Regions from separate parts of the Homo sapiens genome. Here all the other regions are linked to region 3. A link is a contact called in ENCODE Hi-C data. All regions are on one chromosome and are shown on one strand. Each heading gives the region's core, a stretch centred on a gene start or an enhancer-like site at or near the end of the contact. The rest is flanking DNA. Distances are from core to core; before and after follow the strand shown.

The links. Hi-C counts contacts between places; a loop is a spot of excess contacts on that map. Pooled maps may share reads with other maps.
Region 1: a pooled map shows a loop between it and region 3 (5-fold over the local background). The contact joins the promoter of MEF2C-AS1 here to the enhancer-like site in region 3. A Hi-C loop is called at or near these places in 2 of 37 single-sample maps with no recorded cell type and 4 of 50 pooled maps.
Region 2: a pooled map shows a loop between it and region 3 (2.4-fold over the local background). The contact joins two enhancer-like sites. A Hi-C loop is called at or near these places in 2 of 37 single-sample maps with no recorded cell type and 2 of 50 pooled maps.

What each region holds. Positions count from the first base shown.
Region 1 is chr5:88,881,792-88,886,344 of GRCh38, reverse strand. MEF2C-AS1 (MEF2C antisense RNA 1) reads right to left here and starts at 3,015. Exons shown (of 10, transcript NR_136219.1): 1 at 2,860-3,015. MEF2C (myocyte enhancer factor 2C) reads left to right here and starts at 3,161. Exons shown (of 11, transcript NM_002397.5): 1 at 3,161-3,390. RefSeq lists an enhancer at 2,054-2,103.
Region 2 is chr5:88,732,824-88,737,376 of GRCh38, reverse strand. The region is part of intron 6 of MEF2C (myocyte enhancer factor 2C); the gene reads left to right. Among named protein-coding and RNA genes, the nearest start is that of GSCAR, 38 kb to the right of the region's middle. RefSeq lists enhancers at 802-851, 1,984-2,083. Within about 2 kb of position 2,941, at least 9 of the 41 ENCODE cell types and tissues checked have a DNase peak (open chromatin) inside an H3K27ac peak, as active enhancers do.
Region 3 is chr5:91,278,160-91,282,555 of GRCh38, reverse strand. No RefSeq gene overlaps it. Among named protein-coding and RNA genes, the nearest start is that of LUCAT1, 34 kb to the left of the region's middle. RefSeq lists enhancers at 1,155-2,096, 1,839-2,098, 2,097-3,038. Within about 2 kb of position 2,400, at least 39 of the 41 ENCODE cell types and tissues checked have a DNase peak (open chromatin) inside an H3K27ac peak, as active enhancers do.

The DNA of each region.
Region 1 (4,553 bases), core at 1,766-4,265, 2.4 Mb after region 3:
GATGATTTTAAAGAAAAAACAAAAACAGAAACAGAAACCAAAAGTCCAGAAGTATTTAAAGAATACAAAGCACACTCTGGATTAACTACTTTGTGGATTACTCATGAATAATTTTAAATCTCAGGTGATTTTCTAATGTATATTTCTTCATATCTCTTCTGCTTCAACTGTAAAGGCTCATGGGAAGAAAACTAATGGTAATATTAACTTAGGTCACACATAATTAAGAAGCTAAATCTGCTGAGGGGAAAATCCTGTATTTTAAAAGGCCAACTGTGATACATTCCAGATCCAAATTATTTTCAAATTATCCAGTGTGGGGTTATACTTATTTTTGAATGCTTGCAGTATCATTAATAATTATGGGTTTGTTATAATGGGTATTATTAAATAATTATTTAAAATATGAAAAGGTAAAATAAAATAATTTCTTTTTGAAAGAACATCTAAAACTGAAGTGTACTGTGGTAAACAGAAATACCCTCTATAATTCATTAAAAACAGCAGGGCTGAAATTCATGTATTGGCTATGTGTTTGCTCATGTCAAATAGACTGTTGTAACTCACTGCATTAATTTTAGGTATTATGGCAATAAACTTAGATGGTCCTTCAAATGCTTTGCTTTTTCAGGACCTTCGTGAATCTTGAAGAAAATTAATTTTATTTTTACCACCATATATAGACATATCTTAGTATTCGAAATATCTTTGCCCTTTAAATTTTTGGATTTTCAGAGAAGTTGTACTTTGAATGGAAACCTGATACAGATGTTCTCTGCCATATTATTAAAATGAATTCATGGTAATGGCAAACTCAACATTTGAAAAACCGGCAAACAAAATACATTGTAAATACTAATCTGCAAGAAATACTACTATTTCAGATGGTTTTTGCTTTGTGACAGTTTGTGATGCATTCCTATAATAAAAGGGAGGGAATGGTCTTAGTTTTGCTGATAGTCACAATGATGAGCTGGAACTTGAAGATTGTTCAGATCTAGTTGTACTTGCCTATAAAATAAACCTTCCCCTTTCAAGTGAAGCCTTGGGACAGTTGCCTAAATGTTGAGGCCACTCTTCTGAGAGAAGCTACTCACATCAAATACCTCCTACATTGAAGCAGGAGGCTTTTTGAACCATACTGTCCTCATATATTAAAATAGTCATCTGGAGGCATATTGCTGAACTTAACAGGAAATACAACTAGTCATTGGGTTAAACGTAGTGCTAAAAGGAATTTTCTAAAGTGAGGAAATCTTTAGTTAGCTAGATATTTCAATATACTATTGTCTAATCTCATATATTCCATGTTCTATTAATTTTCCCTTCTTGCTTTCACAATATTTTTTAAAAAATAGTTTGGTTTAAACATTTTATGTAATCTATAATTCTACTGGCATGCAATCTTGTCTTTTCATGATTCTATACTAGTTGATGTATTTTATCTTTGGCTTTATTGGGCATGGTATATATTAACAGTTGGTTAGGGCGGGAGGTGCCCAATCTCTAGTAGCCTAAATATTAAAGCCTTTTTTTTTTTTTTTTGTAAGGAAAAGTGTTTATCATGCTTTAACCTTAACATAAGTATCCTCCCTTATCAGTCTCTATTTCTGCTTCCTGTGCAGCTGAAACTCTTCAGGATAAGTGAAGTCATCAGCTATCGGCTAGGGTAGCCTAATGCATTTGGGAAGTTGGTTTGGTTTACATGTTAATGACCTGGATGAAGTCCAGTAAGGTGTGGAAAAGATAGAGTGGGGGGAGGGGGGGAACTCCGAGGAAGCTGCTTCCTCGGTAAATATTTCCAAACTGATTAGAAAGTTCATGGCCCCGCGATGAAGTCGAGATCTCAAATACTGGTAATTATTTTATTATTTCGTACATTACTAACATTAGAGAAACCTTTCGGCTCGCTTTCTAGCGCTCCAACCTCTCAGGGTGAAAACCGCGACTTCTGGGCGTGCAGGAAAAGCACGCTGGAATCGAGTGCTGCAGACATCCTGGACCGTGGTTTTTACGCGTGAGTAACGGAGGAGCGCACCGACCGGTGGAAGAGAGAAGTGGCTAACGCGTGTCCAAAAGGGGGAAAAGTCACAAGAGCAACTATTAGGGTCGCGCTCCTATTGGTCAGAGGAAAGATCCCGACTTTAGAAGGACTTTCCTGCTGGCTGGCTCGCAGCGTCCCCGGAGAGCAAGCGAGCGCGCCGCAGCGGGAGACTAGGTTCTCTCCGAGCGTCCTCCGCAGAGGCGCCGCGAGAGGAGCAGGGAGCCGCAGCTCGCCGTGTTGTCTTCATTTCGTGCAATAAAGAATTGTCATTAGGTTTGCGTATGGCATGTGCTATTACCCCACCGTAAAACTAAAATTAGCAAAATGTCAGGAATGGAAAGATTGATTCACCAAGATGCAATTATCATTTAAAAGTGCTTGATTGAGGTACTGATGTTCAGTGATTTATTCTGCATACCATATACATAATTAAAGTAGTGTAGTGGAGTAATTTATCAATCTAGTTGAGACTGGAGGGGTGAGGAGGGAGCTGCTGTATGTTTGTTTTATTAAAATGCTCCGAGGTCTAGTCCCGCCCCCCTTTTGCAAGAGTGAAACTGATGATTTCTCCAGCTCGCGAGGAAAGAGTCAACGGTTTGGGATTGTGGGGGAGAGAGAGACGGAGAGAAAAAGGCAGCGCGAAGCAAAGGCAAGGACAAAATTAAATAAAGGGGGAAAAAAGGAGGCAAAAGACATTTCATCGGACGTGCTGCTTAGAACCCCAACCATTCGTGCTCCGTCTTCCCTACCACCCCCGCCTCCCCTCCCAGTATCCTTCAATCCCCCCCGCCCCCACCACCCCCAGTCTTTTTTACGCGATGTTTCAAACGCTGTGAGCTGTTCTCCTTTTCCCATTCGTCTTCTGTCACTTCCTTCCTGGACGCAGTTTTCTGGACGAGTCTGGTTACTTTTAATCCGACCGGCCGCTGAGAGCCACTTTCTCCTCCTCCTCCTCCTCCTCCTTCTCTTCCTCCTCCTTCTTCCTCCTCCTCCTCCTCTTCCGAGCGGCCTCGGCGCGCGCGAATGCGCGGCCCCGCGCCCCCCCCCTCGCGCGCGCTCCCCTCGCGCGCGCGCACACACGCACACATCGTCTCCAGCTCTCTGCTCGCTCTGCTCGCAGTCACAGACACTTGAGCACACGCGTACACCCAGACATCTTCGGGCTGCTATTGGATTGACTTTGAAGGTTCTGTGTGGGTCGCCGTGGCTGCATGTTTGAATCAGGTGGAGAAGCACTTCAACGCTGGACGAAGTAAAGATTATTGTTGTTATTTTTTTTTTCTCTCTCTCTCTCTCTTAAGAAAGGAAAATATCCCAAGGACTAATCTGATCGGGTCTTCCTTCATGTAAGTACCCCTGATATTTCTCGAGGAAATAGAAAACCCGGGTATTGTCTCTAAAATCTGCATCAATATATTCCACGGCACTGTGTCTATCTATCCCTGTGCCTTTTTTGAAGGCTGAAGTTGAGGCTCGTTGTGCATTCTTTTTCGTTAGATTCCATGATTTCCTTGTTTGTTGCTAAAAGTAACTTTTTAGATAGTCGTATCCGTTTGCCATCAGCTATTGAAATCACTCCTGACTCGTTCCTGTCACACCAGTGTATTTAAAGTTTCATGAAGTTAGTTCACGTCATTAGCATGTTTGATATGGTGGAGCGTGTGGAGCCTGGTGGATTTTAATATTTCACAGCATGTTCTGTGACCTTGAAGTAGACGCCTTAAGATTTAGCAGTTAGTTCACTGTGGAAAGATGCTCCCATGAGTCCCCCCAAAGACACTGATTTGCCCTGGGTTATGCTTCTGAGCCACTAATTCTTGGGATTAGTTTGACCTAAAGCATGGCTGTCTGTCAGAGTATACCTTTGTGCATTTCCTTCCCTCACCAAAGTGCCGGCTTGACAGAGGGCTTCTTAATTGGTGTGGACAAAAAGTAATATCCCTGCCATAGTAGTCTACACATTTCACAATTCACGTTCGATTTCAGCATATGGATTGCTGTTCAGGTCAAGTCAAATACATAGCTGTTTAAAAGCAAGCAAGGTTAAGTCACTTAAATTGCCTTCTCTTTGGACTTGGAATGAAAGTTACCAAACTCGATGATAAAGTTTGTCACAAAGGAAGTATATATAGATGTGGCACATTGTTTATTTTATTATTAAATATTGTGGAAGTATTTAAATTTAATGCTAATGTTACCTTCCTTCCCTGAACATGGCTATTGCTTTTTAAAGGAAATTTTATATCTGAATCACTTCTGACTATTCTAAGTCCAGTAGTTATCATTCTTTGGGGAGAGCCTTTTTTTGTCACATTTTAGGAATGCGTGTCTTTTGTATAAAATACTTTATATGTAAATGCTGACAGTAGACTAAGTAGAATTGGGCTCTCTGCCAGTTCCTTAACCGGTCCTCAGTGGAGAATTGCTTTGACACAAAGTGCGTTTTACTATTGTGAATCTGAAACTAACTCTAATAGTAACTGTCTTATGAAATGCTTGGGGACTGCAT
Region 2 (4,553 bases), core at 1,692-4,191, 2.5 Mb after region 3:
GCAACAGGTAGAAAAGACGCTTTAATTAACTCTCTATAAACAAATTTAGTAGGTGGGCACTTACATGATTTCCTGGCTTTCATATATATGGTAGATAAGCAGTTTGTCTCAATAGTGTACTTGGTCATCAATTTGCAATCATTATCTAAAATATAAAATTTTCTCAAGTAGCATAAAGAGAAGAGACCCTTGATGTTTCAATTTAACAAGTTACTCATTACATTTTCAGTTCTCACCTCATTGTCCCTCAATAACTTACCTTTTAGTGCCTTTCCTGAATAATTCTTAATTTTTCTAGCATATTCTATATATCTATTTGTGAAGCACCTGAAACATATAAAGAACTAGTACTCTGTGTATTATCGCTGCCACTAATTGCAGCAGAGGGGAGTGAATTCAGTGTGGGCTGAAGTTGTCTGAAAGGCATCATGAAAGAGTTGGAACTTTAGTTGATCCTTAAAAGATAAATTTGAATTAAACAGGAGAGCCAATACTGCCAGTTATTGAACTGCTAGAGCAAAGATTTGCATATATTCCGAGGACCATAAGGCAGGCTGTGACCATTGGAAATTAGGTTTCATAGATAGAGTGTGTCAACTGTAGACAGTTCTGAGAGCCAGGCAGGGCACTGACTCAACTGTGTTAAGCACTCATGTATGAAAAAGGAACATGATGGAAGTAGCAGTTCAGAAAGACTTCCTTGAGTGGGTTGGTTAGCATCACACAAATGCACAAAAGTTTGCATACAGCTTTAAGGAACTCCTCTGAAGGCCTGAAACTCCTCTTAAGGCCTGGTGAAGAACCCCTCAAGTAGAGACCAGAGGCCCAGATGGAGAGTTGCTGAAATATTTTTTTTTTTTTTTTTTTTTTTTTTTTGAGACGGAGTCTCGCTCTGTCGCCCAGGTCGGACTGCGGACTGCAGTGGCGCAATCTCGGCTCACTGCAAGCTCCGCTTCCCGGGTTCACGCCATTCTCCTGCCTCAGCCTCCCGAGTAGCTGGGACTACAGGCGCCCGCCACCGCGCCCGGCTAATTTTTTGTATTTTTAGTAGAGACGGGGTTTCACCTTGTTAGCCAGGATGGTCTCGATCTCCTGACCTCATGATCCACCCGCCTCGGCCTCCCAAAGTGCTGGGATTACAGGCGTGAGCCACCGCGCCCGGCCGAGTTGCTGAAATATTTATTCAAATGGTGATGGAAGCCAAAGCTAAGATGGTGGCAGTGGAAGTAGAGACAGGCATTTCTGAAGAAAAATGAATAAGATTTGGTATCTCATTGGATATGGAGATGGAAGGAGGAGAGGGGATAATAGAAGATGACAGTTTGGTAGATTAAAAAATGGTTATGCCAATGGCAGAATTAGCCATGGTCCATAGTGACTAATTCTGTTTATGCTTATTAGTCTTATATGCTTGTATTCATAATTCAAAGTCCTAGAAAAGAAAAAGAAACAAGTGAAGAAAACTCAAAATGCCTAAACATCCAAATAAAAGAAAGTTTCAGAACTTTGAGCTCAAAGAGAGCTACATGTTCAAGTGAGCTCTGTGAGACAAGGCAAAATGCCTTCCTCATAATATCTTAAGCCAGGAATATGTTCTTTGAATTTACGACTTCTTAAAATAGGAGTCAATAAAAAAAATGCAGCAAGTGTTTGCAAGTTAACTGGGGAGAAAAATGTTTTTCTCCTAACACCACATTCAAGTTCTATGTATTGACACTAATATGAGTATATACAAACTTGTAACCAGAAGAGGTAGATTCTCTAATCCTTTATGTAAGTTAACTCATATATGCTTAAATTTGTTATTTTTATGTAAAACAATATTTTTAATCAAATGAAACTATAAAACAAACTGACTCTAAAGTTGGTCTGTACTTCATTTTCTTATAATCTATAATCAGGAAATCCATTCACTCCTGCTTTATAATTTTTGTGCCTTTAAGTGGTCAGAGGAATGTGACATCTGCATACAGTCACGTCTAAATTGATAATTGTCCAGGCAGAGGGTAATTTTAAAACATAGCATGAAAAAAGGTTGAATCCATATATTAGAAGGTTGTTGAGAGGTGGTGTTTCCCACCTCCCGGACCCCTGAATTTAAATGCGACCATTCTCTTTGGTGAATTTATCTTAAGGTGGGACAACAGGCTCAACACAGGCCGCAGCATTCTGAGTGAGGAGGAGGCTGCGGTTTCCCAGCCGGTTTAAATGCAGGCTCTTCTTAGCAGTAAACCACACGCATGTATTCATCATTGATTTTCAAATCATAGGTTTCTATATCACTGGTTTAGGATCCACAGTCTTGCATTCCTGAATCTATATTATGTCCAAAGAATAACAATTTGGTGGCTGGAAACAGAAATGGTTATTATACGGCTCCAAAATGCTAGCTGGCACAATATGCTAAAAACAGCAGAAATTCACTAGCAAAAAGCAGAATTTATTTGTTCTTAAAAATAACTTGATGCTCTAAAAATATGAATTTAAGAAGTGTCATCATGGTTCAAAATATTTTACATTTCAGTATGTAAACACCTTAAAATATGTGACTAATCTTCTAAAATGGCGTAATTTCCAAATAACAGGAAATATTCCAAGAGAAAAATAGAAGGCTTTTAAAATCAATTTTTTTAGTTTTGAGGTATTTACTGAATGAAAAGCTACAATGTATATTTACTTTTTTTTCCCCTACTGCTGCCCTGAATCACTGTTTAAAATGTGGGCAAAAAGACATAGGCTTTGTTGGAATTTCTCAGAGAGTTTACTGTAGAAAATGCTAAAAAAAAAAAAAAAAAAAAAAAAAAAAAAAAACAAACTTTTCTCAAGGCCTCCGTGAAGCATTTCCATTTTCGCACACTGGCCCAGTGCTTGTCATATCACAGGACAACACATTTCACGAAGCGGTTTTACTTCCTTTTAGCAAAATAACTCCTCCATGCAAACCAGTATCGGCATCTACCGAGCTGGGGTTTTAGTTTCTTCTGATCTATTCAAGCTTCATTGCACTGCTTAACAGACTTTTTTCTCCCCCTTCTTTTGAAATTACCCAGCTAATTTTCCATTTGATTGTTTATATAAACCAGATCTCACACAGGCTTAATAGATAAGTGACATATGTCTTCAGTGTGTCCATCTGACCTTCAGCTGACAGCAAAGTATAGAGCAGAATTGACCTTGATGTTCTTATTCTCTTTTTATCCCGTAGAATCTATTAATTCAAACTAAGTTCATAACATATTCACAATAATGATTCAGGATGACATATTAAATATAAAACTCCTCTAAGCACTCCATTTTGTCAAGCTTTTTTTTTTTAAGTGAACATACTCTCTTTTGTTTGTTTTTTTCTTCTAGTGAGAGGAAGTAAATGCATTGTTTTATGTAACAGCTTTTGCCATGGAATACTGTTCGAATTTACTGTAAAGAAAATTTGGGGGTTTGTCATATTTATCTAGCTTTAGAGAATTTGGCTAATATTCCAGAAGTTTTCTTATAGAAGGGAATTGATATTCAGATTCAACCAACATTTCTTAAGTGAGTCCTGTCACTTAACACACGTTTTGGGGGTGTCCAGTTTGCTTTATTTTTGTTTTTTTGCCCCAGGAACTGGGATAATTTTATTCATAATCCAATTGACAGACTTAATCTTGTAGTTATTTGTTATATATTCAGCCTGTTTATTCATGCATAAAATGAGACAGGTAAATGAATGGGATATGAAGAACAAATCTGCTTTATACAGTGTGCCTCAAATATATTTTGCTTCTAAAGATGTTCCCATAAATATCTCCTGAAATATACCTTTGCTCTGCCTTCCCAGTTCCTCATGGCCTCTATCTCAGGCCATCAAAGTAGTCTCCAGACTGGTCCACACTAGCAGGCCTTACTAATTCCTGAGTATACCAATGCCAGTAGATCTTTCTGACCACTTAGAGGTCTGTGTCATACCTCTACTCTGAAACTTTCATTTCCACCATATAAACCCAAGGACTTTTAGCCTGGAATTTGAGATCTCCACAGCCCAACCCCTGCATCCCTCCAGAGCCTCTGACACCCCTCTCTTTTCACGGGTCCCCTTCTAAACAGGTTCCTCTCAGTGCCCCTTACCATGCTCTTTAAACTCCTACCTCAGCCCTTTCCTACTGCCCAGTCACAAGCCTAACATATCTTCCTATGGCCTTTCTTTAAGGCCCTCATCAATTCCTGCCTCTTCTGTGAATCTTTTATTGGATCACCTCTTCTCTCCCGGGAACTCAATAACACTTAATCTGGATTACTCTGCAGGCACCTCACCCTACGCTGCCTTGTATTGGTCTTTATGTTTTCCATGAGTATGTATTGGATTACCACAAAGAGATTTCAGAGCTTTTCAAGCCTGGGGCCTTGTCTTTGCATCCTCACTGGGTAGCACACAATCTCACTCATGCAGGGGTAATAGATACTTGTGTTTTGTAATGATGGCAATAACAATGAGGTTTAACTGTCTCCTTTAGAAAGCTTCAGAAAACAACTGTCTAGTTTCTAGCAAGGATTGTTGAATCAGGTAGCTGAGT
Region 3 (4,396 bases), core at 1,151-3,650:
ACACTTATAAAACCATCAGATCTCATGAGAACTCACTATCACGAGAACAGCATGGGGGAAACTGACTCCATGGTCCAATCCCCTCCCTCCCTCGATACATGGGGATTACAGGTCCCTCCCTTGACACGTGGGGATTACAAATCGAGATGAGATTTGGGTGGGGACACAGAGCCAAACCATATCAGTCACTGAACCACTACGTTTGTGATGTACATTCCCAAAGCTTTTATTAGTTCTAGGATCTGGACAAAGTACCTGTACTACCTCTTTGTGATCTGATCAATAGTTTAGTCAAGTTCAATAATACTGATAACACAATACAAGCTTCGTTTACTGAGAAATTTTTTGCATGGAAATGTGCTAAACCTTTTATAGGCATCATCTCATTTAATCCTGCCTGCTTTGCAAACAGGTGAAATGGTGATTATAATCTCCATTATAGGCTTAGAGAAGCTAAGTATCAAGTCCAAGTTCACACCGTCATAAGATGAATTTGGGTTTTTGAACTGAAGTCTGACTTGGTAAATGCCAAGGCAATATCCATATGGATATGCTAAGAATAATGAATCAGAATCAGGCACAGTTTTTAAAACATCAAATGATGTATGTAATTACTTAAAATCTTAAATTTTTATGCAATAATTTGACTTTTTTTTTAAGGCTAGCGCATTAAGTATACCTCCCATTACAACTAGTTCAAGTATATGAGATTCCATTTCTGGTCCATATTACTCATTTTGCTTTCTTGGGCTCTGATCCTCTCTCGTATTTTCATGTTTCCTATTTGTATTTGTTTGGGGCTTTTCTCTCCTTTACAAAATTGGGTAGTCATGCTTCTCCAGTAACCTTGGTGAGTCAGTTCAACCTCTAATTACTTCAGTCTCCTTGCCTGCAAGAAAAGCAGTCAAACTACACGAACACTCTATTGTTTTGCATCATTTCACACGTACACAGGGATAAGGAGGGAAATAATTCTCCCAATGAAGCAGAACCACCGGTAACAGCTGGCACAACTTCTAAAGACCCAGTCTGTCTTGAAAAACAGCCGCAAATTGTCCCTAAATAATAATTACCCCACCTGTATCAGGACTATCTCACTGACTAGCTGCACTTCATGACACAATACCTGCTATTAACTCTCAGCATGGATATAAACATTGCCATAATATTTTTTAAAACCAACAATGTATCATTTGCACATTAGGACAACAGAATGTTAGTTAAGGCACAGAAAACACAAAGGCATGGCTACCCTGTTCTTTGGTGACTCCATATCTAATTATTACCACACATGTCTCCAGTCTTTAGACAAATTTAGTTATTATAAGGGTGGTTGGACAAATAGCAAAGATTTGATTTTCATTAACAAAGGGCACATCAGAACCGAGTTAATCCTTCCCAGTTACCCAACATTCAAAGCTTCTAGTGCAGTCACTTTCTAGTCATTTTAGAACCCAGAGCAGTGTGACGATTTGATGCTTAAGTTTCAACACGTTTTATTAATCCATTCTTCTTGTGCTTCATTTAAAATATTGGAAACTATAAAAAGATCAGCGTGTTAATCCTCTGCCAGGAAACGGGAAAAAAAAGTTAAAAACCTAACAACAACACGAAAAGAGCAAGAGCGCTGGAATCTCAGCTTTGAGGAAACACATGGGATGAAAGCATCCGCCCAAGCTCTAACCATTTGTCACATGGGACTCTTCCCCTCGGGGGTGAATCCTGGATGTCCCCAGGATGGAGCGAGGAGGTCGTGCGTGCGGGCGAGTGTGTGACTGCAGGGGGCCTTGGCGGCGCGAGGAGGCGACGCCGCCCCCTCCCTCAGGCGCAGGGAGGGTCTTCCAGGAAGCGGCGGATCTCTGCTGACTCCGCGGCTGCGGGCCCCGGGCTGCGGCCGCCCAGGCCGGCACGTAGCGCCGAGCGTGACTCAGCGCTGACTCATCCGACTCGCTGCCAGTGGATTTCCCCCGTCAGCTGCTCGCGCTACTCCTGTCGCCGGGAGCTCGCAGGACTTCGCAGATACCGCTGCCTCCTTAGTCTTTCCTGAATAGCAGAGCAGTCCTGTCGCTTTAAACAGAGCAAGGCAGCTTTCACTGCTTTTGAATCCCGACCGAGCGGGGCACTGCCGTGCTTTGTTTTCTTTGCCTTTAAGAGTGCAATAGTCCACTAATCAAATTCTTTCATCAAAAGAGTGTTGGGACAAATCCCTGACATCGTCCTTCCACTGTGATTTGGAGATGACCTCCACCCAGGTTTCACTTCCGTTGTACCCAGCTCTCGTCTTATTTTTGTCCCTCATTTTGTGAATTTATCCTCTCACTACGCTTGATAACTAACCTTGGCGCAAACCCACAACTGTGGTGACGCAAATCAGGTTGGAACTTGGCATCGTTGTGTGCGGGCAGTGAGGGACTTACTGTAAAAACTGGGGCCTTCATAAAGGCGTTCTTATTTGCAATCCTACTTGCTGATTAGATACCGTGCTCATTTTCTGTCTGCCACTCCCCTTTGAAAGTTCCTGAGACAGGCCGGGCGCGGTGGCTCACGCCTGTAATCCCATCACTCTGGGAGGCCGAGGCGGGCGGATCACGAGGTCAGGAGATCGAGACCGTCCTGGCTAACACGGTGAAACACCGCCTCTATTAAAAAATACAAAAAATTAGCCGGGCGTAGTGGTGGGCGCTTGTAGTCCCAGCTACTCGGGAGGCTGAGGCAGGAGAATGGCGTGAACCTGGGAGGCGGAGCTTGCAGTGAGTGCCACTGCACTCCAGCCTGGGCGACAGAGCGAGACTCCGTCTCAAAAAAAAAAAAAAAAAAAAAAAAAGAAAGAAAGAAAGCTCCTGAGACAGATTTAGATGGACTGCTAAAACCTGTCCATCTAAATGGACCGGTTTAGATGGACCGCTCCCGGTCGTGCTCATTTCTTCTTCCCCAGAGTTCAATCTGCAGCGCAGCAGCAGGGCAGCATTTCTCTAACTTTACCGTGGACCGCCTGCATCAAAAGCGCCGCGGTAAAAATGCAGATTCTTGAAGCTCACTTCAAATTACAGACTCAGAATGTCCTGGCTGGGTGGGGGCATGGAGGCACCTGTCTGAGGTCGGGGCCTAGAAATAATCCATCGTATTAACCAACTACCTATCAGTGATTCTTAGGTACATTTAGGTTTGACAACTATAGCAAGAGGGCGAGGATGTGAGACATTATACTGGGTAGACTCTAGGACTCCTTACGATATAGAACACTGTGTTCTAAAATTGATGTTTAAGTTTTGATGGAAGGAAAAAATATTTCCAAATTTGGTTTTATATATTATATTGTTTGCTTTAACTGTATATTTATATAGACAAATTTCTTTTCTTTTTTTTTTTTTTTCTTTAAAGAGAGAAGGCCGAGGCGGGTGGATCATGAGGTCAGGAGATCGAGACCATCCTGGCTAACAAGGTGAAACCCCGTCTCTACTAAAAATACAAAAAATTAGCCGGGCGCGGTGGCGGGCGCCTGTAGTCCCAGCTACTGGGGAGGCTGAGGCAGGAGAATGGCGTGAACCCGGGAAGCGGAGCTTGCAGTGAGCCGAGATTGCGCCACTGCAGTCCGCAGTCCGGCCTGGGCGACAGAGCGAGACTCCGTCTCAAAAAAAAAAAAAAAAAAAAAAAAAAAAAAAAAAAAAAAAAAGAGAGAGTCTTTCTGTGTTGCCCAGGCTGGCCTCGAACTCCTGGGCTCAAGGAACCCTTCCGCCTCAGCCTCTCCAGTAGTTAGGACTACAGGCGTGCACCACCACTCGGCTCTTTTTCTTTCTTCCTTTTTATTTTTATTTACTTATTTTGAGACATGGTCTCACTCTCTCGCCTAGGCTAAAGTGAAGTGGTGGGATCTTGGCTCACTTCAGCCTCACCCTCCCCAGAATCAGGTGATAGTCCCACCTCAGCCTCCCCAGGGGCTGGGGCTACAGGTGTGTGCCACCATGCCTGAATAATTTTTGTATTTTTTTAAGAGACAGGGTTTCACCATGTTGCCCAGGCTGGTCTCGAACTCCTGGGCTCAAGGGATCCGCCTGCCTCGGCCTCCCAAGGTGCTGGGATTACAAGGGTGTACCACCATACCTGGCCGGCTCTTTTTTTTTTTTTTTAATTAGAACTTTGTTTATAAAATAAAATCAAGTTTCTATAAATTTTCTTTATTTCAGAGTAATATTTTTCCAATCTGACTTTGTGTCAGAATTACCCAAAGAGTTATAGAAAAACTCTTAATTCCTTGACCAGCCCTCAGGCTTAAAGACACTATCTCTGAAAGTGAAGCCCCCCAAATAGGCATTTTTTTCTTTTTTGACATGGTCTTACCCTGCTGCCCAGGCTGAAGTGCAGTGGCATGATCACTGCTTGCTGCAGCCTCAGTCTC